Regions from separate parts of the Homo sapiens genome. Here region 2 is linked to region 1. A link is an interaction called in ENCODE POLR2A ChIA-PET data of the cell type or tissue named here. Cell type or tissue: Panc1. All regions are shown on one strand. Each heading gives the region's core, and the rest is flanking DNA. Links, peaks and the distances in the headings are about the cores only. Region 1 has its middle 83 kb from the start of LINC01365. Region 2 overlaps PDE5A (phosphodiesterase 5A).

Region 1 (16,185 bases), core at 4,603-12,602:
GTAATCACTTGGGTTGGGACAAGTTCTACTTTTGGCACTTGAGTCAAAGGAGAGGAATGGCAATGCAACAGAGTGAAATCACCTTTACAAAAATTATGACACTGAAAGAAATCTGACCTAACTGACTTCATTTTGCCTCTAACCTCCAAGCTGCCCTTGTTCATTCCTGGAAATAGACCAAGCTAACTATGGGAGGAATTTAATTTATAGTTCAACTTTAAAACAAAGATGATCACAGCCCCTTCCTGAAACTAAACACCCTCCACTGCCACCTTTGTAAAACTAACCACAAGGAGTCATGTAGCCAGAGGTCACAAGACTTGTATCCACCCCAATTGCCCCTGTAAGATAATATCACTATTGTAAAACCTAAGATTGGTGTTTTGAGGTATTTTTCAGCCCCTGCATTCTGATGGACCAGCTAGTACCACCCAGACTAGTAACCCATGCCAAGAAACTGGCTCAACTGGTCTTGTGACCCCACCTAGGAACTGACTCAGTGCAAAAAGACAGCTTTGACCTCCTATGATTTTATCCCCATCCCAAGCAATCAACATTCCCCATTCCCTAGCCCTCTCTGCCAAACTATCCTAAAAAAATCCCCAGCCTCCAAATTGTGGGGGATGCTGATTTGAGTAACAAACTCCATGTCCTTCCGATTGGCTAGCCATGCAATTATTAAACTCTTTCTCTACTGCAATAGCACTGTCTCAGTGAATTGGTTCTATCTGTGCAGCAGGCGGGAAGAACCTGTCAGGTGATTACAAGAAAATATACTGACTTGGGCATGAACATGTCTGATTGATATTAATGGAAAAATATCTTTTGATTCTATCATTTTTCTCCATCTCACTATCATGGTCTAATTTCCTATCTTCATTATTTCTAACATAGCTGGAGACAGTAGCCTCCTTTTTAGCTCCTGGGCCTCCAATCTCCCTCTCCCCCAATCCACCCTTTACTCTGCATGAGTGTGGTCATTTGACACCTTTCCTTAAAGCTTTGGACATTGTTCAGTTGCTTATAATCCTCAATGTTCAAACTCCTGATTTGATAAACCAATTTCTTTACAATTAATCTTCAGTCTACTTCTTCAGCTTTATCTGTAGCCATCCCATATATACTTCCAAATGTTTTAAACTGTAATGTTTATCTCAGTGGCTAATAACACAAGCTGTGCAATCAGACTGTCTTGTTACCCAATAGGACTACCTTCAGATGCATAAGCTAGAGACAAAGTACTTGGCTTCTCTAAATTTCAGTTTTCCCATCTGCAAAATCGGGATCAAAAGAGTTGTTGTGAATGTTAAATGACACATACTAATACTCAATAGGTTGCTAGTGTTAATCACAGGAAATAAACACTTTATTCATTCTTATTTTCATGCCTTTACCCAAAACTGTTTTCCTAATATGTCCCCACATCTGGCAATTTTTTTCTCTAGGATGAATTCCTGTTTGTCTCTCAAAACCTTGTTCAAATGGCAACTGCCTTTAAAATTTTTCCTTTACCATTTCACTTAGAAAAAAATAGTTGCCACCACCACAATACTCTAACAGCATTTTGTATGTATTAAATTATTATAAACTGTATCTTCAAAAATCTACACATTCGCTTTCTCCTCTGTACTCTAAGGGCTGCATGGGAAACAATAACGTCTTTGCATCCTTATATTCTGTTACAGGTTGAATTGTGTCCACCCAAAAAAAGACATGCTGAAGTCCTAATACCCAGTACCTTAGAATGTGACCTTACTTGGAAATAGGGTTGTTGAAGATGTTATTAGTTAAGATGAGGTCATACTGGAGTAGGGTAGGCCCCTAATTCAATACGACTGATGTACTTTTCAGAAGAGAGCTATGTGAAAACAGAGACACAGAGAAAATGCATATGAAGATGGAGGCAGAGATTAGAGTGATGCTTCTACAAACACAGGGACACCTAGGATTGCTAGCTGTCACCAGAAGCTAGGAAAATGTAAGGAAGGATTCTTCCCTAGAGCTTCCAGAGGGAGCATAGCCCTGCGAACACCTTGATTTCAGACTTCTAGCCTCCAGAACTGTAAGACAATAACTTTATGTTATTTTAAGCCAGCCAGTTTGTTAATGACAGCTCTGAGAAACTAATACATATCCCTACATTCAGGGAAAAAATGCCAATATATTTGTGTTGAAGAAGAAAATGGCTTTAACAATTTAACTTATTCAATATGGACTTACGTGGAAACATAGAAGCGTTGCATGAAATTGCTAAATTAGACCATCAAAAATTCTGGCTCTAAGAGTCGTTGATTCTGTGTGAGTTCATATTTATTTAATGTCATATTTCAACTTCCTGCTCCATCTAAAATTGAGATGATAGATTCTTAGGAATTAGAACGCTCATTATATTCTTCCTTGCTCAGGAATCTACACTAATTGCTTGTAAGATGGAAATTATTGTTATCATCAAAGCAGTGACGTTAAGTTTCTCAACACATGATTCATAAAAATGACACAATTATTCATATCTATATGTTATCTGTAATCTAAGGATATTGTGTCTGAGGCTGTAGATAAATTTTTCCTAAGCATTTTTATTTATAACATATATGTTCTTAGTGTTCTATTAATCTATTACATGTAGTTATGCTGATTCATGCCTTATCGACACATTAATTTACACAGAAATGACAGCATAAAGAAAGATAAAACAAATCTTATATTCTAGGCCAGAATTAAGGTCTATTCCCTATTTCAGTAACTGTAGCTTAGACAGAGGGAAATAATTCTAGAAGAATTTGGAAAGAGAAATGTAATTTTAGTCATTGTGGTTAAAAGGACATTCATTGTATAATTAAAAATTCCAAAGTACACTGGGAAGGCAGAATGCCACACTACTTGGTGCCTAAAATAACACATTATTATAAAGTAGAGCAATTTCATTTTTAGAGCATGAGAAATTCAAGACTATGAAACATTTGCTTTCTGAGATTTGTCTGAGCCTTAACTTCAAGAACATGCAGTGAAGGCGTAAACTTTATTATTAAATAGAGAATTCTGCCCTCCCTGAGCCAAACATCCAGTTTCCTGACACCTACACTTAATTTTGGCCCTAAATAGATGTCTCACCTTTTATTGTTTAGGTCTGCAAGTGCCAGGCCCCACAATGAAGGAAACTAGAATAGTCACAATCCCAGTGTACATGTTCTCCAGACGGTCATCCACTAATCATGGCTATGTTTTATGCCAGGTTCACCACTGATTTTCTGTGGCAGTTTTGGATAAGTTACTGTTCTCTGAAACTCATCACCATTATTATTGGGGGTTAATGGAACCAGGAAGCACGTTGAAGGAAGGACAATGCTTATTTCTTAATAGAAATCACTTACTAATTCTCTAGCCTAGCAACCGGTGAACTACAGCCCATGGGACAAATCCAGCCCAACACCTGCTTCTGCAAATAAACTTTTATAGGAACAGCCACTCCTGTTCTTTTATATGTTGCCTATGGCTGCCTTTCCCCTGAAGATTTGAGTAGTAAAAAAGACCACATAGCCCACAGATCCTAAAATATGTACTTCTTACTTGGCCCCTTAAAGGAAAAGTTTGCTGACCCCTCTCTAAGCCCTTGCTACTGAAAGTGCAGTCCTCAGACCAGCAGTATCTGCATCAGCTGGGAGCTCAGTAGAAATGCAGACACTCAGGCCCCACCCACAGCTTCTGAATCAGAATCTGCCTTTTCACAAGATCCCCATGTAATTCACATGCAAGTAAACATCGAGAAGCATTAGTCTAGGCTGTCAAGGCCAGGAGTCAGCAAACTTTTCCTATACAGGGACAGATAGTAAATATTTTAACCTTTTTGAAAATATGTCTCTGTTGCAGCTATTCAACTTGGCCTTGGAAGCTGGAAAGTTGCCACAGACAATATATAAATAAATGGGTATGGTTCTATCTCAATAAAACTATTTATGGTCACGCAAATTTGAATCTCATGTAATTTTCACATCACAAAATGTTATTAGTTTTTATTTTTTTCAATCATTTAAAAATGTAATGATTTCAATCATTTCTTAGCTGACCTGCCACACAAAAACAGGCAGCAGGCTGGATTTGGCCCATAAGCCATAGTTTGCAGAGATCTAGTCTAGGATACTGCCTCATTACTTACTGTCACATCATTGTTTAGCCAATACTTTGCCTCCCTTTTCACTCTCCCCAAGACTCTAAACACCTAGTTTATATTTTCTTTTCTCTTTTATTTTCTTTCTTTCTTTCTTTCTTTTTTTTAAGAGACATGGCCTCTGTCTGTCACCCAGGCTGAAGAGCCATGGCGTGATCATAGTTCACGGCAGCCTTAAAGTCCTGGGCTAAGCAATACTCCTGACTCAGCCTTCTGAGTAGCTAGGACAACAGGTGCATGCTACCAAACCTGGCTAATTTTTAAGTTTTTATTGTTTGTAGATACAACGTCTTGCTGTGTTCTCCAGGCTGGCTTCGAACTCCTGCAGCTCAAGCGATTTCCTGCCTCGGCCACCTAAAGTGCTGGCATTACAGGCATGAAAGACTGCACCTGGCCTAGTTTATATTTTCTAGTACATGTGACTTTAGATCAGTTACTAATTACTTATCTGATTTATCCTAGAATATGTTGCTGTTCCTCCTGTATAATTTCTAACTTGTAACAAAGGTTCTGTCAAATGATGTGATGGTGTACTACATATTTTTCATTGGCAGAATAAATACAGTACAGAGAGACTACTAGGAGGATAGATATATTATGCATATGTATATAATGTACATATTATGTATATCTTTTTGGGGCTCAGAAACAGATACCCTACAATATGGTGCTTTGACTTGCTTTGACATGATGAATTGAAGAGGAAACCTCAAGGTCTCTCTGACCTATTTCCCCTCACCCCTCCTGGCTCTCGATCCTCTGTGTCTCCCAAAGCACAGGATGAAGTTGTTCTCTGAAGTTCCTTATCTGCTTAAAATTTGGACCTGCCAAAGAAGAAAATAATTATCTCTGTTTCCTTCCTTGAGTTTTCATTAACTAAACTCATGCCACAGAAAAAAAAGACTGAAGTCTGTCAAAAACCTGGACAGGCTTTTGTTACATACGTTTGTTTGTGCTGTGGGCCCAGCAGACTTTGTGCCAGCATTGTATGTTCTTCAAGCCCATTGACTTCCCCTCAAAACCATTTATTATCCCTCTAAATCATCCACAGTTCCCATCTTCCTTTCCCCTGAGAAGTAGGGTATATAAGCACCTGTACCCCATTGGGATATTGTGTAATCACTCTGTGATTCTCCTCGTGTACACGTTAATAAATTTGTATGCTTTTTCTCCAATTAATATGCCTTTTGTGAGCTGACTTTTCAGTGGACCTTCAGAGAGCAAAGGGGAAATTTCCCTTCTTCCCTACAATCTCATATACATGTATGTTGGTCAGCAAACCTATCTGTTTATACACATACCTGGTTCTGAAGGAATGGGAATCTAACCGCAATTAAGAACTCTTTTGGCCCCAAATTCAAACCAACCATATTAACTGTTTCTAAATATGCTGGCAGGGTTCAAGTCTCTTTAATTGATAGGCAAAACTTTTGATATACAGAGCTTATTAATAGATCAGTATTAGAAAAAATGTGTAGCTCATAGAAACCTTTATGTTCAAACTTTATCAAAGCTAACTTTAGAGACACAAAATGAAGACCTGTCACTAACGATGGGTAGATGAAAGCACTTTATTGAATTAACACAGCATTAATAATTTGGGTTAACCAATTTGAGAAACATGAAAGTGCCCAAGATTTTTCAGAAGTGCACTTTATATAAAATATATATACACAATCTTATAGGAAATATATATACATGTTCCTATATATATAATCTTATAGGAAATATATATAATCTTATAGGAATCATATATAATCTTACAGAAAACATATATATATGTTCCTATATATGTTTCTTATATATTGTGTGTATATATGTGTCTTATATATAATCTTATATATAATCTTATGGGAAACATATATATATGTTTCCTATATATTATGTGTGTATATATATAGATATGAAAAAATGTGTGCATGTATATATATACACAATCTTATATTGTATGTGTATATGTGTATATGTACACAATATGTATTTTTAAAATTTTTATTCTAAATGGATTTGCTAGAATAGGTTCTGACTCCTGGTCTAGGTTACTGCCATCTCCCTCTCTCTCTTTCTGTACATATATTTTTTCTTTTTTTTTTTTTACTTGAGTAAAAATGAAAATGAGTTTATTTTATCTTTCTGTCATCATCCAGTTTTCTCTATTCTTTCTAGGATAATTTATTCTTAGGATACAAGCCTGAAGTAAAGGCCTACCTACTTAGTCTGACAAATCTTTTTTTCTTTTTTTCGTGACAGGGTGTCGCTCTGTCACCCAGGCTGGAGTGCAGTGGCAGGTCTTTCACCTTGAAGATTTGAGTAGTAAAAAGGACTACATAGCCCACAGATCCTAAAATACATACTCATTACTTGGCTCTTCAAAGGAAAAGTTTGCTGACCCTACTCTAAACCCATGCTACTTAAAGTGCAGTCCTCAGACCAGCAGCATCTGCATCATCTGGGAGCTCAGTAGAAATGCAGACACTCAGGCCCCACTCACAGCTCCTGAATCAGAGTCTGCCTTTTCACAAGATCCCCAAGTAATTCACATGCACAGTAAACACTGAGAAGCATTGGTTTAGGCCAAAGATCAGCAAACTTTTTTTGTAAATGGCCAGATAGTAAATATTTCACCCTTTGTGGCAATATGTCTCTGTTGCACCTATTCAACTGGGCCTTGGAAACTGGAAAGTGGCCACAGACAATACGTAAATAATTGGGCATGGTTCCATCTCAGTAAAACTATTTATGGTCACTGAAATTTGAATTTCATATAATTTTTACATGTCACAAAATTACTTTTATTTATTTAACCATTTAAAAATGTAATAACCTTTTATAGTTCACAGGCCAAACAAAACATATATATGCATACCTATCTATCTATCTACATATCTCCCTTAGCTCATTCTCTCAGAGATAGTGTATAATATACATATACATGTATATAAAAGAGATTGTAGGAATGAAGGGAACTTTATTAATGTGCATGTACAAAAATGGTTATATATTTAATTTAATTAATTAATTAATTTGTTTTGAGACAGAGTCTTACTTTGTCACCCAGGCTGGAGTGCAGTGGCACAATCACAGCTCACTGCAGCCTCGACCTCACAGGCTTAATTGATCCTCTCACCTCAGCCTCCCAAGTAGGTGGGACTGTAGATGTGCAACACCAGGTCTGGCTAATTTTTTTATTTTTGTAGTGATGGAGTTTTGCCATGTTGCCCAGGCTAATGTTGAACTCCCAGGCTCAACCGATCTTCCTGTCTTGGCCTCCCAAAGTCCTGGGATTACAGGTGTGAGCCATGGCACTCAGCCCTGACAAATCCTTTAACTGTAAATGATTCACTAATGAAGTATTTCCACAAGCTGTGGCAGTTAGAAAGATTTCAGCCACAAGAAACAGAAAATTTTGGCTTAACAAGCTGGATCATGATGGCATTTATTCTTTCACAGAAGAAATGTTCAGATTAAGTGACTCCAGGCTTGCTTATTTCAATGCTTTAAAAACATTATCAAAGACTGAGTGTCTTTTCATTTTTTCATATTTCTTTAGGCTTGTCCTTAAGCTAACTACTTTATATCATAATTAAACAAGGTAATATCCAGACAAAATATTCTCTTTTTCAATCTGTTTTTTGTTTCAATAGGTTTTAGGGGAACAGGTGGTGTTTGGTAAATGGATAAGTTCTTTAGTGGTGATTTCTGAGATTTTTGTGAACCCATCACCTGAGCAGTGTACACTGTACCCAATGTGTAGTCTTTTATCCCTCACCCCCTCCCACCCTTCCCCACGAGTCCCCAAAATCTATTGTATCATTCTTATGTCTTTGTGTCCTCATAGCATAGCTCCCACTTGTAAGTGAGAACACACGATGTTTAGTTTTCCATTCCTGAGTTACTTCACTTAGAATAATGGTCTCCACTCCATGCAGGTTGCTGCAAATGCCATTATTTCATTTCTTTTTATGGCTGAGTAATATTCCATGGTATGTGTGTGTAGCTAGATAGATAGATATCTTTATCCACTCATTGATTGATAGGCATTTCAGCTGGTTCCATATTTTTGCAATTGCAAATTGTGCTGTTATAAGCATGTGTGTCCAAGTATCTTTTTCATATAATGACTTATTTTCCTCTGGGTAGATACTCAGTAATGGGATTGCTGGATCAAATGATAGATCTACTTTTAGTTCTTTAAGGAATCTCCATACTGTTTTCCATAGTGGTTGTACTAGTTGCATTCCCACAAGCAGTATAAAAGTGTTCCCTTTTCACCACATCCAAGCCAAGATCTATTTTTTTTTATTTTTTTTAATTATGGCCATTCTTGCAGGAGTAAGGTAGTATTGCATTGTGGTTTGATTTGCATTTCCCTGATAATTAGTGATGTTGAGCATTTTTGTCATATGCTTGTTGACCATTTGTATATCTTCTTTTGAGAATTGTCTATTCATGTCCTTAGCTCACTTTAATGGGATTATTTGTTTTTTTTCTTGCTGATTTATTTGAGTTCCTTGTAGATTCTGGATATTAGTCCTTTGTCAGATACATACTTTGTGAAGATTTTCTCCCACTCTGTGGGTTGTCTGTTTACTCTGCTGATTAATTCTTTTGCTGTGCAGAGGTTTTTTAGTTAAGTCGCATCCATTTATCTTTGTTTTTGTTGCATTTGCTTTTGTGTTCTTGGTCATGAAGTCTTTGCCTAAGCCAATGTCTAGAAGGGATTTTCCAATGCTATCTTCTAGAATATTTATCATTTCAGGTCTTAGATTTAAGTCTCTGATCCATCTTGAGTTGATTTTTGTATAGGGTGAGAGATGAGGATCCAGTTTCATTCTTCTACATGTGGCTTGCCAATCACCCCAGCACCATTTGTTGAATAGAGTCCTTTCCCCACTTTATGTTTTTGTTTGCTTTGTCAAAGATCAGTTGGCTGTAAGCATTTGGCTTTATTTCTGGGTTCTCTATTCTGTTCCATTGGTCTACGTGCCGATTTTCATAGCAGTACCATGCTGTTTTGGTGACTATAGCCTTGTAGTATAATCTGAAGTCAGGTAATGTGATGCTACCTGATTTGTTATTTTTGCTTAGTTTTGCTTTGGCTATGCAGGCTATTTTTGGTTCCATATGAAATTTAGAATTGTTTTTTCCAGTTCTGTGAGGAATTATGATGTTATTTTGACAGAAATTGCATTGCATTTATAGATTGCTTTCAGCAGTAAGACCATTTTTACAGTATTGATTCTACCCACCCATGAGCATGGAATGGTTTCCATTTGTGTGTGTCATCTATGATTTCTTTCCACGGTGTTTTGTAGTTTTCCTTGTAGAGGTCTTTCACCTCCTTGGTTAGGTATATTTCTAAGGGTTTTTTTTTCGTTGTTTGTTTGTTTGTTGCAGCTATTGTAAAGGGGGTGAGTTCTGGATTTGGTTGTCAGCTTGGTCACTGTTGGTGTATAGCTGTGCTACTGATTTACATACATTGATCTGGTATCCTGAAACTTTACTGAATTCATTTATCAGATCTAGGAAGTTTTTGGATGAGTCTAGGGTTTTCTAGATATACAATCATATTATCAGCAAACAGCAACAATTTGACTTCCTCTTTACCAATTTAGACACCCTTTATTTCTTTCTCTTGTCTTATTGCTCTGGCTAGGAATTCCAGTACTATGTTGAATAGAAGTGGTGAAAGTGGGCATCTCTGTCTTGTTCCAGTTCTCGGGGGAATGCTTTCAACTTTTCCCTGTTCAGTATAATGTTGACTGTGTGTTTGTCAGAGATGGCTTTTATTACATTAAAGTATGTCTCTTCTATGCCGATTTTGCTGAAGGTTTTAATCATAAAGGATGCTGGATTTTGTCGAATGCTTTTTCTGCATCTATTAAGATGATCATGTGATTTTTGTTTTTAATTCTGTTTATGTGGTGTATCACATTTATTGACATCTGTATGTTAAACCATTCCTGTAACCCTGGTATGAAACCCATGTGATCATGGTAGACTATCTTTCTGATATGCTGTTGGATTCCATTAGCTAGTATTTTGTTAAGAATTTTTGTATCTATGTTCATCCAGGATATTGGTCTATAGTTTTCTTTTTTTGTTATATCCTTTCCTGGTTTTGGAATTACCATGATACTGACTTCATTGAATGATTTAGAGAATATCCCTCTTTCTTTATCTTGTGGAATAGTGTCAACAGGATTTGTTCCAATTCTTCTTTGAATGTCTGACGTAATTCAGCTCTGAATATGTCTGGTCCTGGCCTTTTTTTTTTTTCTTTTGGCAATTGTTTTTATTACTGTTTCAATCTCACCACTTGTAATTGGTCTGTTCAGAGTTTCTACTTCGGTCACCTTGAATAATCTTTTGTATTTCTGTGGTATTGGTTGTAATATTTTTTGTTTCATTTCTAATTGAGTTTCTTTGGATATTTTTTCTTCTTAATCTTGCTAATGGTCTATCGATTTTGTTTATCTTTTCAGAAAACCTGTTTTTGTTTCATTTATCTTTTGTATTTTTTAGTTCCAATTTCATTTATTTCTGCTCTGATCTTTGTTATTTCTTTTCTTTCTGCTGGGTTTGGGTTTGGATTGTTTTTGTTTCTCTAGTTTGTTTGAGTGTGACCTTAGATTTGTGCTCTTTCAGACTTTTTGATGAAGGTGTTTAATGTATGAACTTTAATATTGGCACCACTCTTGCTGTATCCCAAAGGTTTTGATAGGTGTGTCACTATTATCATTCAGTTCAAAGAACTTTTTAATTTCCATCTTAATTTCATTATTTATCCAATGATCGATCAGGAGCAGGTTATTTAATTTCGTTGTATTTGCATGGTTTTGAGGATTCCTTTTGAAGTTGATTTCCAATTTTATTCCACTGTGATTTGAGAGAGTACTTGATATAATTTTCTATTTTCTTAAATTTACTGAGACTTGTTTTGTGGCCTATCATATGGTCTATCTTGGAGAATATTCCATGCACTGATGAATAGAATGCATATGTTGAAGTTGTTTGGTAGAATGTTTTGTAAATATCTGTTAAGTCCATTTGTTCTAGGGTATAGTCTAATTCCATTGTTTCTTTGTTGACTTTGTCTTAATGACCTGTCTGGTGCTGTCAGTGGAGTTTTGAAGCCCCCCACTATTATTGTGTTCTTATCTATCTCTTTCCTTAGGTCTAGTAATATTTGTTTTATAAATCTGGGAACTCAGTGTTAGGTGCATATATATTTAGGATTGTGATATTTTCCTGTTGGATAAGGCCTTTTATCATTATATAATGTCCCTCTTTGTCTTTTTTAGCTGCTGTTACTTTAAAGTTCATTTTGTCTGATGTAGGAATAGCTACTCCTGCTCCTTTTGATGTCCATTTGCATGGAATGTCTTTTTCCACCCCCTTACCTTAAGTTTATGTGAGTCCTTATGTGTTAGGTGGGTCTCTTGAAGGCAGCAGATAGTTGGTTGGTGAATTCTTATCCATTCTGCAATTCTGTATCTTTTTAATGGAACGTTTAGAAATTTGCATTCAACATTAGTATTGAGTTATGAGGTACTATTCTATTCATCATGCTATTTGTTGTTTGTAAAATTTTTTTTTGTATTTTTGTTTTATAGATCCTGTAAGATTTATGCTTTAAAGAGGTTCTGTTTTGATATGTTTCCAGGATTTGTTTCAAGATTTAGAGCTCCTTTTAGCAATTCTTGTAGTGCTGGCTTGATAGTGGCAAATTCTCTCAGTATTTGTTTGTCACAAAAAGACTACCTTTCCTTAATTTATGAAGCTTAGTTTCACTGAATACAAAATTCTTGGCTGATAATTGTTTTGTTTAAGGAGGCTAAAGATAAGACCCCAATCCCTTCTAGCTTCTAGGGTTTCTACTGATAAATCTGCTGTTAATCTAATAGGTTTTCATTTATAGGTTACCTAATCCTCTTGCCTCATAGCTCTTAAAATTCTTCCCTTTGTCTTTAGATAATCTAATGACTATGTGCCTAGGTGATGATCTTTTTGTGATGGATTTCCCAGGTGTTCTTTGAGCTTCTTGCATTTGGTTGTCTACATCTCTAGCAAGGCCAGGGAATCTCCTTGATTTTTCCCTTAAATAAGTTTTTCAAACTTTTAGGCTGGTCTTCTTCCTCAGGAGCACCAATTATTCTCAGGTTTGTCATTTAACATAATCCCAAACTTTTTGGAGTCTTTGTTCCTTTTTTAAAAAATTATTTTTTCTTTGTCTTTGTTAAATTAGATTAATTTGAAAGCCTTGTCTTTGAGCTATGAAGTTCTTTCTTCTACTTTTTAAATTGTATTGTAACTTTCTGATGCATTTTTCATTTCTCTTAGCATGTCTTTCATTTCCAGAGGTTGTGATTTGTTAAAAAATTTATGCTATCTCTTTCTCTGGATATTTTTTTCATCCATATCCTGTATTATTTTTCTTCTTTTTTCTTTTTTCTCCCCTCCCCAATTCTTAAAATTTCTTTAAGTTGGTTTTCACCTATCTCTGGTGCCTCCTTGAGTAGCTTAATAATCAACCTTCTGAATTCTTTTTCTGGTATTTCAGAGATTTCTTCTTGGTTTGGATCCATTGCTGGTGAGCTAGTGTTGTCTTTGTGGGGTGTTGAAGAACCTTGCTTTGTCATATTACCAGAATTGTTTTTTTGGTTTCTTCTCATTTTGTAGACTAGGTCAGAGGAAAGATCTAGGGCTCAAGAGCTGCTGTTCATATTCTTTTGTCCCACGAGGTGATCCTTTGATGTGGTGCTCCCCTGCTTCCGCTAGGGATGGGGCTTCCTGAGAGCCAGACTGCAGTGTTTATTATTGCTCTTCTGGGTCTAGCTAACCAGCGGAGCTACTGGGCTCCAGATTGGTACTGCGGAGTGTCTGCTAAGAGACCTGTGATATGATCCATCTTCAGGTCTTTCAACCATAGATACGGGCACCTGCTCCAGTGGGAGGTAGCAGGGGAGTGAAATAGACTCTGTGAAAATCCTTGTTTGTAGTTTTGTTTATGTAGTTTAGAATGCTGGTTTTCTCAAATGCTTGCTGTGCTAGCATTGAAGTTGTCACATGGCCAGACTCAGGACCTATGGTTAGCCAGGATGTTAAAGGCAGTGGAGTTAGCTGTTGTTTTCTCCTTTCTTGAAGTGAGGTTATTTTTTTATGAGGTGCTAAAATGGCTTGAGTTGGTTGGCCTCCATCCAAGAGGTGGTGCTTTCAAGACAGCATCAGCTGCAGTAGTATAAAGGGGATACAAGCTTGACCTAGGGTCACCTGGATAAATATTTGGGTTTCTCAGACAGTGGACAGGTCCATAGAGTTCTCAAAAGATTATGTCCTCTGTCTTCAGCTATCAGGGTGGGTAAAGAAAGACAATCAGGTTGGGGCAGAGTTAAGCTCTTCTGAGTTCAAAGTCTCCTTGGGTGGGGCTTCCTGTGGCTGCTGTGGCTGCTGTGGGGGATAGGGGATGGTCTTCTGGCTTATGGAGTTATGTTCCTAGGGGGATTATGGCTGCTTCTGCTGTGTCATACAGGTCACCAGGGAAGTGGGGTAAAGCCAGCAGTCACAGGCCTCACCAAGCTCCCACATAGCCAGCAAGGCCAGTCTCACTCCCACTGTGCCCCACCAACAGTACCAAGTTTATATCAAGGCAGCCAGAAAGCAGGGCTGAGATCTTGCTCCAGGCGACAAGCCTCCTTGCTGAGAAAGCAAGCAGGGCTTTCAGGCTCCACCCTCCCCACCTGCTGTAGGTTCTGTGCTCCTAGCTGCACTTTGCATTCACCCGCTTACCCGCCACTGGATTCTGGCCAGCAAAATTCACACTCAATCGAAATTATTACAAAGTTGAGTTGGAAGTTTCTTTCTCCCTGTGGTACTTCCCCAATTCCACTAGCTGCCCTCCCCAAGGACTCCTGTGAGACAAAGTCAGAAATGGCTTCCCTGGGGACCAGGAGTGCCTAAAGGGCTCTTACTGCGCTTCTTTTTTTTTTTTTCTTTTTTTTTTTTTTTTGAGATGGAGTTTTGCTCTAGTTGCCCAGGCTGGAGTCCAATAGCGTGATCTCGGCTCACCACAACCCCTGCCTCCCGGGTTCAAGCGATTCTCCTGCCTCAGCCTCTCAAGTAGCTGGGATTACAGGCATGTGCCACCACACCTGGCTAATTTTGTATTTTTTAGTAGAACTGGGGTTTTTTTGTGTTAGTCAGGCTGGTCTTGAACTCCCATCCTCAGGTGATCCACCCACCTTGGCCTCCCAAAGTGCTGGGATTACAGGTATGAGCCACCATGCCTGACCCACTTCTTCTACTTTTATATTTCACTCAGCCCTCTAAATTTATTTCAGCTCTAAGTAAGGTTAAACCCTTCTCCTGTGATCTGGATTTTCAGGTTTCCCAGTAAGGATGTACCTTTGGAGGTAGACATTTCCCCCCTCTCACACTTTGGACACTCACAGTTTTTAGCTGTCTCATGGAGTTTGCAGTGGCAAGCCACTTCTTTCAAAGGGTCTGTGAATTCTTTCAGTTTTCCTGGTATGTTCCTATGGTAGTTCTTGGAGTAAAAGTTTACAATGTGAGTCTCTGCACCCTGTTCAGTCCGTCCGTCCAAGTCGGAGCTGCAAGTTAGTCTTGCCTCCTATCAGCATTTTTGAATTGTACTCTTTAAATCTTTTCCATCTTTTTTTAATCATGGCAAAATTTTTCCCTGAACCCTGCAGTAGATTCTCTTTCATGGCTCATTGAAATACATTACACCTGTTGTTAAAATTCGAACTGGCAAAAAGAATGAGATTGCCATGATTGCATTAGGAAACCACATGGCCATGTGAAGGAAGTTAAATTACCTGAACAAAAATCAGTGTTCTATTAGAAGGGAAGAAGCTGGGAGGTATGGGGAGTTGCTATTGGGTAGTAAAACAATACTCAAATTCTACAACCAGAATTAATATTTAACAAGTTGTTACTAATAAAAGGTACCCCATTTATTAGCCAGAGTTAATTTGAAGGTACCTAATTAAATTTCAGGGAGTAGATACCATTAAGAAATTCTAATGTGACCTTACAACCCAAATATTGGAAGTAAGTAGTAGTAAGAAGCAACAGAAACATAATTACAAAATTCAAGGCACATACCACAATCAAAGAAGAGCTATAGACATTGTCAAAGCCTAACCCTAACACCTTTTAGCAGAGTAATATCTATCATTTGATTCAAGTAGATGGAATTTGCAATCTCCACCCAGGCTCCAGCCAACTTTCTCTTTAACATATAATTGTTCCAAGTAATATAATTGCTAGTGAGTTAGAATCTGAACTCTTTTAAGGTCCCTTTATCTAGTTCAGTCAAATGCTTGACATTTTAATAACATTTCATTGACTCCTGCTTTTCTCTTATATTTTTGTTGTCTTATTGTCCCTTTTATTGGTCACAATTCTACAGTGGAAAATAGACAGCATATGCTCCACCTAAGGGACCAGCTGCTTTCCTGCTGGCTAGTGGAAATGTGGGCTCAAGATGGTGAGATTTTCTAACTTTTCAGGAGAAATCAGAACTCTGAATGTTTTATGTAGTAATCTCCCAATTTGACCATATTGGTAAATTCTGGGTTCTGATTAAATAAATGTGCCCACTTTGTGAAAACTCCTTGAGCTGTATACTTTGATTTGTGTATTATTTTGTATTAAAGGATAATATACACTTCAATACAAAATTTGCTTCAAAATGAGCAACTGTATTAGTCTGTTCTCATGCTGCTAATAAAGACATACCCAAGACTGGGTAATTTATAAAGGAAAGAAGTTTAATTGACTTACAGTTCCACATGGCTGGGGAGACCTCACAATCATGGTGGAAGGCAAAGGACGAGCAAAGGCATATCTTTCACAGTGGCAGGCAAGAGAGCATGTGAAGGGAACCCCCCTTTATAAAACCATCAAATATCATGAGACTTATTCACTATCACAAGAAGAGCATGGGAAAGACCTGCACCCATGATTCAATTACCTCCCACCAGGTCCCTCCCATG
Region 2 (8,000 bases), core at 1-8,000, 130 kb after region 1:
GTTGAAAATTGGCCTCATTTCTGACCCCAATTGATGGAATCTAGTGTAATCACTTCATTCACAGCTTTACTGTGACTAATTTATTTTTTATTTTTTTAAAAAGAAATGACCTTCAAAGCTCATCAAAAGATGAGCTTTTCCAGTGTGGATATTCCATATTCTCTGAAGGGAATTCCAACTGCGTAGTTTTTGGAGCAGTGATGCTATTATTAGATTAAGCATGTAACTCCCCAAGGCTATCGCTTTGAAGGGAACAGCACTCATTCAGATGTTTATGTCCTGGAATGCTTGATTCCATTCCACTCTAACCTCATGTTGTTGTAGCTATTGATTTCCTCTACTTTGGTTTTCCCTTTACTGACAAGATTTGCTTTAAACTATATGGTAAGGTAAAAATGATAACATTTGATAACCGTGGTATTATTTGTTAATGAATTCCTTCATTGATTTAACGCATGCTTTTGATTGAGTTCCTGTGCTAGGAATACAGTAATGAACAAAAAAAGAAAAAAAAAAAAACCCTCACAGAGTTTACAGCCTAATTTGAGATCTTCCCAATCTAAAGTGTAATGGAAAATTAAACTTTACCTTTGTTTCTTTAATTCATACTTAGAAATTTAACACCTCAGAAGTCCTTTATGATTATTGGGTGTGTATAATGTGCCTTGTAAAAGGGGAAATTCAAAAGATTAAAGGATTGTTTACAATCTGACTCAATGAGATTGTGTATATATGTGTATAATTTAAACTCTTAGGAATACTTGAGATAGAAGTACAGAATACTGAAGAACTGTAAAAGAGCCCTTACAAGGGAAGTAAAGTCATTTATTGAAAAGGTTGTTCTGGAGGCACAATAGAATCAGGTTGTGAGATGATATTACAGAGGTGGAGAGATGCCACTTTTTCCTGAATTTAAGTACAGCTATCTAAAGTGGTTAATATTTTGAATTTTCTTTATTTCTGAACATTTGTTCGAGTCTGTATTTTTTTCTCTTAAACACTAGCTGCTTATAAAAAAGCTCAGCAACTTCAATTTATCTTTGTCAAATATAATATGTACTTACATGATGATGCCTTTCACAACAATAAAATTGTTACTCAGAGTAACAAGGTAAGTCCAAGGTTAGATTTCTCTAATCTAATAAATCAGAAAAATCAAATCAATCTTTGAACAGGTCAGTCATTAAATTGAATTTCTTTTTCCATACTAGGATCCTCGGTTCAATGCAGAAGTTGACCAAATTACAGGCTACAAGACACAAAGCATTCTTTGTATGCCAATTAAGAATCATAGGGAAGAGGTAAGCCAATTTTCCATTTTATAAAAGGTCATTGGAAATATTTTTCTTTTTGAAAAATATTTTGTATTTACTTTGCATATATATGAAATAATGCTTTAGTGACAAATTAGCTATAAAGTTCTTAAATGTTCTGCTTGATTTTTTTTCTATTTAGATTTTTAGTTACAGGGCCTAATTCTGATAATTGCTTTACTATGCCCATTTACTTAGAAATAAATTTTATGCATGTCATATTCTACCTCCCCTCTTCCTGAAGGCGTTATTCTATCTTAAGATATGTAATTATGGTTGTGATTAGGATCAATTCATTGCATATTATGTTTTAGGAGTATGAGTAGTATTCATAAATGCTCATCCAACTACAGTGGTCATTAACGGATTTCATTCAAATTGAGGTTTTGAAAAAAATGGAAATCATAGCTAATTCTAATTATGTAAATTTCAATTTGAAATTTTAACAGGCAAATGAAAATATGTTAGTTTATATTTCACCTAACTAGAAGATTTGGATTCTGTTATCACTGAATTCCCTCTTCATTTTACACTTATTTGGAAAAAAGAGTTAATAAATTATCAGTTAAACTGAATATTTCAATTGAGCATTCTCAATCCTGACTGTGTATTACAACCAACTGGAGAAGTCTAAAAGATTACCAATTGTATTAATTGGGGTTCTCCACAGAAACAGAATCAATAGGATATATGAGGATATATGAGGGGATTTATTTATGGAAATTAGCTCATGCAATTATGGAGACCAAGAGGTCCCACAGTCTGCCATCTTCAAGCTGGAGAACAGGAAAACCTGTGGTGTAATTCAGTCTGAGGCTGAAGGCCTGAGAAATGGGAGATTTGCTGGTGTGAGTCCTAGAATCCAAGGATCTGAGTATTTGAAGTTCTGTTGTCTCAGAGGAGGGAGAAGATGGATGTCCCAGCTTCCGAAGAGAGAGCAATATATGCTCTTCCTCTGCCTTTTTGTTCTGTTTGGGCCCTTAGTGGATTGGATGATGCCCACCTACATTGGTGAGGGAGAATCTTTTTCACTCAGTCTACTGATTCAAATGCTAATTTCTTCTGGGAACACCCTCACAGACACACGCGGAAATGTTTTACCAGTTATCTGGGTATAGCATTTAAAAATTCTAATGCCGAGGTTTCACCTTAAATCAGAATCTCAGGGATTGGGACCCAGGTATTAGTATTTGTTAAAGCTCCCAAATGACTGCAGTGTGTGGCCAAGGTTGAGAACCACTGCCAATCATATTAGAAGTACTTGATGCTTCTACTTGATTTATATTCAAATTCTGACATTTATTCTCCTTCCTCCATCTAGTGTGTTACCAAACCCCATTGATTTTTTTCATTAGAATGTTTCTGATTTCAATATTTTTTTCTTTTTATTCGTGCTACCTGCATGCACCATGATTCAGATTTTGAAGTAATGCCTAAGGTTTTTAAATGTTCTTGTAAGGTGTTTCTATCCTTGCAGTCAATTTCCCTTTAGTCCATTCTACATATCACTGCCTGGAAATTTGCCTAAAACACAGCTTTCTAAATCAGTGCTTCTAAAACTGTGTTGTGCATAGGAATCACCTGGGGATTTTGTTAAAATGCAGATTCTGAATTCAGTAGGTCTGGGTAGAACCTGAGATTCTTTTCTAACAAGTACCAAGTTGATGATTACCTGGGTCTGCTGATCACAATTTGATTAACAAGGCCCTAAGTCAGTTACTTCTCAGTAGTCATTCTCAGTGCCTTAGAGTTGCCACATGGTTTCTTAAAAAGTGTAGTTCCAGCAGTAGTAACTAAAAATGCCTGCAGCAATGACGTAATATGAGATTAATTAATTAGTTTAATTAACTAAGTATGTGAATGAATACATAAAATTGAAAAGGCCATACATGGACTGATCATTATTGTGTTATTAATATGGTTGCCAGGTATATCAAATTTTTAAAGAAATGTGTCCCATGCATTATTTGGGACATCATTATACTAAGAAATTATTTGTTGTTTATCTGAACTCAAATCCAACTCAAATTTCATCTGGCAGGCCTAGTTATAAACCACAGACTAAGATTCCGTGCACTTAGGAAGACAATGTTCAGCTTTTAGTTATTAAGGATATTTTAAAATCGTGGCCCCCAAAACAGCTTTGTACCGGCAAAGGGATTCAGCCTGAATTATGCCCTGATTAAGCTTCTCTTTCTAGATAGTGTGAACAATTTCTCCAACAGTCAGGATTGGGGGAACTGATGAGAATGCAACAGAATCACTAGGAAGAAGTGAGTAGGATGGCCCTTTCTACAGAAAGTATCCTCAGGATATACATTCTTCCATATTATGACTGCCGGTGAGGATGATTTAAATTAAATAAAAAATTAAAAAAACACAGCTATATTGAGATATAATTCGCGTACTGACATGATTTGTCTGTGTCCCCACCCAAAATCTCACCTTAAATTATAATCCCCATAATCCCTACGTATCAAGGGCGGGACCAGGTGGAGGTAATTGGATCATGTGGGCGTTTTCCCCCATGCTGTTCGTGATAGTGAGTGAGTCTCATGAGATCTGATGGTTTTATAAGCATCTGGCATTTCCCCTACTTGTACTCACACCATCCTGCCGCCCAAGGTGTCTGCTTCTCCTTTGCCTTCTGCCATGATTGTAAGTTTCCTGGGGACTCCCCAGCAATGAGGAACTGTGTGTCAATTAAATCTCTTTCCTTTATAAATTACCCAGTCTCAGGTATTTCTTCAGAACAGTGTGAGAACAGATTAATACACATATAATATAATTTACCCAGCTTAAGTGTACAATTTGATGAATTTGAGATATGTATATTCGATCATGTAACCACCACTGCAATCAAGATATAGAACATTTCTGTCACTTCAAATGTTCCCCTGTACCCCTTCATAGTTGATCTCCTCCTCCCTTAACCCACAGCTCCTGACAAGCACTGATCTGCTTTTTGTCACTATTGTTTTGCTTTTTCTAGAATGTCATTTAAATGGAATCATACAGTATGTGGTCTTTTGTATGTAGCTTCTTTCACTTAGCCTAATGGGTGTGAGATTCAGCCCTACTGTTGGATGTATCAGTAGTTTGTACCTTTTTATTGCTGAGTGATTTATTCCATGGTATGGATATACTACAATTTGTTTATGCATTCATCAGTTGATAAACATTTCAGTTATTTCCAGTTTGTGTCTATTACAAAACAAAGCTGCTGTCAGTGTGTTTGCATACAGACCTTTGTGTGGACTTATGCTTTCACATCTTTTGGGTAAATACATAGGAGGGCAGTTGCTAAGTCATATGGTAGGTATTTATTTAATTTGATAAGAAACTTCCAAACTCTTCCAAAGTAGCTGTACCATATTTCATTCTTATCAGCAGTGTATGAGAGTTCCCCTTACATCACATCCTTGGCAACACATAGTGTATCAGTCTTTTTAATTCTAGGCATTCTACTGAGAGATGATTTAAATTTCATTACATGAATATGTAACCCCACTCTTAGCCAAGGACCTGCTGCCTTCTTACAGATCTGATTGAAGTGGGTTTGGCCACAGATCCCCAAATAGCCCGAAGCTCTCTCCTTTAGACTTCTGCTGGGTTCCTGAGCTTTCTCATGTCTCTCTCTGTGCTCTCACATCCTCTCCTGCTGGTGTCTGTTTTACCTTGTGGTGACTTAATATGAGCCTTGGACTCTTACACTAAGCATTTCATGAGATGAAAAAATCTTCAGTAGCTTCACTGGGGACTAAATACAGATTGAGTATACCTAATTTGAAAATCCAAAATGCTCCAAAATGTGAAACTTTTTGAGTGCTAACATGACCCTCAAAAGAAATGCTCATTGAAGCATTTTGGATTTTTCTGTTAGGGATGCTCAACTGATAATAATGCAAATATTCCAAAATCCAAAAATAATCTAAAACTTGAAACATTTCTAAGTCCCGAGCATTTCGGATAAGGGATGTTCAATCTGTAACTTTATTCAAGAGAGGGCTTCCAGAACACAGCTTTTTTTTTTTTTTTTTTTTTTTTTTTTTTTAAACAGAGTCTCGCTCTGTCACCCAGGCTGGAGTGCAGTGGTGCGATCTCGGCTCACTGCAGCCTCCGCCTCCCGGGTTTGCGCCATTCTCCTGCCTCAGCCTCCTGAGTACCTGGAACTACAGGCGCCCGCCACCACGCCCGGCTAATTTCTTTTTGTATTTTTAGTAGAGACAGGGTTTCACCGTGTTAGCCAGGATAGCTACGATCTCCTGACCTTGTGATCCGCCCACCTCAGCCTCCCAAAATGCTGGGATTACAGGCATGAGCCACCACGCCCGGCTTTTTTTTTTTTTTTTTTTTTTTTGAGACAGAGTCTCACTCTGTCACCAGGCTGGAGTGCAGTGTGGTATGATCTCGGCCCACTGCAACCTCTGCCTCCCGGGTTCAAGCAATTCTCCTGCCTCAGCCTCCTGAGTAGCTGGGACTACAGGCGTGCGCCACCACACCCAGCTAATTTTTGTATTTTTAGTAGAGATGGGATTTCCCCATGTTAGCCAGGATGGTCTCGATCTCTTGACCTCGTGATCCGCCTGCCTCAGCCTCCCAAAGTGCTGGGATTACAGGCGTGAGCCACTGCGCCCGGCCCAGAACACAGCTTTTTAAACATCTTGCTGACCCTCCCCATTCTCCTTCCTTCTCATCTTGCTCCCTTTCCTCCCAGGTTCACACTGCCAAGTTCAAAATTATTTCTCCTGAGAATTAACGTTTTCAGAGAAAAGAATGAAGAGAGACAGAACAGACACACTATCAAGCGTGGCTGTTATAATATAAAAAGTAATTTGGCTGGCCAAAAAATAAACCCAGGCCACTAACAAGGTGCAATATTTGACTTCCAGAATTATCTTTAAATTTATATCTGTATAAACAAACTCAGAGTAGTGTTTGCTTTTTATGTACACATAACTACTCTTTGTCGTGAAAATTTTAAACCAAAATGGAAAGTTGCAGGGAGGCTTTGGGGACTAATTATTAAGATTGCTTGCTCTGGGCTTGAATCCCATCTTTACCACTTAGTTGCTGGCTGACAAACCAGGATGGAACTGGTTAATCCCTTTGATCTTCAGTTTCCTCATCTGCAAAATGAGGGCAATAAAAGGATCTACCTTAAAGGGTTATTGGGAAGATTAAATGCATTCATGTGAGTGAAGGGTTTAACGTAGTTCCTGGCACACTGGAAGTGCATCAGCTACTATTCTTTAAAAGGAGATGTAGAACTAATAGAGCTTTAAAGAGAGACAAGGAATAAGAGCTGCATGAAGAGGTCATTAGCCACATAATAATCAGCTAACTGGGACCAAAGCCAGTACTCAGCTAACTGGGATCCCAACACAGCCCCTGACATAGTCTATTGATTACCCTCTAAGAAACTTTAAACTTAAGAGAAACATGTTTTTCTCTATTTTTCCTCATAAATAAGGCAAAATGAATTTGGTGTTTTCTCTTTTTCTAAGTCCACCCTTATCGAGTAAGCCAATACCCATTCTGACTAATTACCAAGGAACCTAAAAAGAACTGTGATTATTGAATCATTAAATATTGATTGTTTACAAAATATCCTGGTACCTTTCAGTGACACTGGTTTTTAAAGACATTGGTACCAACTCTGGAAAGCTGTTTTAATGGAGTAGTTGACTGCTGAATACTAAAGTCTGAATTATAACATAGGCCGGAAAATGCAGGAAGATTTTTAAGATTCACTGAAATATCTAAGCTCTTTATTTGCCTCTTATTCTTGTAAAGTATTTCAACTAATTAAAAATGTTTGGGAGTTCTTTTCATTAATGTTATAACCATAACTGTTATAGATACAGCAGTGCTTTTTTTACAAGTAAGGATCATAGATATTACTAAACATCTGTGATGGTAATTTTTGAAAAAAATCATAGAGGTTAAGTTTTTGCAATCTTCCCCTCTCCCTACTCCCTTCTAGAGAATGGAGTTAATGGGCAAAGTGGAAAAAGAAACTGGAGAAGTGTTAGAAGGCTAAAATAATTTATTTTGGAAGGTCAAAGAGCTACTGGCTGGAGAAAATGAATAAAGACAGAAAGAAAAAAGTGATCAAGGGAGAGAAGAGAGCCAGTCCAGAGTGTCTATGAGGGAGTAGTTTGAGGAGTATGGGGTAGGAGTTTGGAAATAACTGCCTTGTATGTAGGAGACAGTAAACATGTGTGATATTTATTAAGCAAATCTTGTGAAAACTGTGCTAATGATCTGGCAAGTATTAGTTCATTTAATCTTCATGACAACCATAAGAGGTAACCCATTATCTTATTCCTACCTAACAAAAAAGGAAACTGAGACATGAAACATATAGGGAACTTGCTCAAAGTCACATAACTAAAAACTGGCAAAGCTGAGATTCAAACCCAGGCATTCGGACTGTAGGGGTCATAATAGAGAGAAGAGCATTTCTTAAAAGTCTGCTATGGATGATGGCTGCACTCTGCTTCCCTCCTGATTGGTGTTTTCTTGAGACTCTGCAGTAAGCACTTAAATTATTGTTGATTTTGTTGGAGTGGAAGGTACACTGATGTGTTTAATGTGGCTACATGCAGAAGCAGGACTTGAGGTGGCAACAAGGAGATCTGCCTGTATTCTGCTGGCCCTTCAATGTTAGTGTTTAAACCGCTC

The links. ChIA-PET counts read pairs that join two places held together with the same protein. Peaks named below come from ENCODE experiments on the same cell type or tissue, not always from the same donor. Only the 100,000 strongest peaks of a DNase experiment are listed, where the experiment ranks them.
Region 2: POLR2A ChIA-PET joins it to region 1 with 6 read pairs; 2 of 35 experiments call an interaction of 5 or more read pairs at or near these places.

The regions. Positions count from the first base shown.
Region 1 is chr4:119,713,387-119,729,571 of GRCh38, reverse strand. No RefSeq gene overlaps it. Among named protein-coding and RNA genes, the nearest start is that of LINC01365, 83 kb to the left of the region's middle. In Panc1, for the core only: no CTCF peak of the experiment used is centred there; no DNase peak of the experiment used is centred there; H3K27ac peaks cover 3,720 bases.
Region 2 is chr4:119,589,824-119,597,823 of GRCh38, reverse strand. It overlaps PDE5A (phosphodiesterase 5A), which reads left to right. Exons shown (of 21, transcript NM_001083.4): 3 at 1,212-1,301. Among named protein-coding and RNA genes, the nearest start is that of PDE5A, 35 kb to the left of the region's middle. In Panc1, for the core only: no CTCF peak of the experiment used is centred there; no DNase peak of the experiment used is centred there.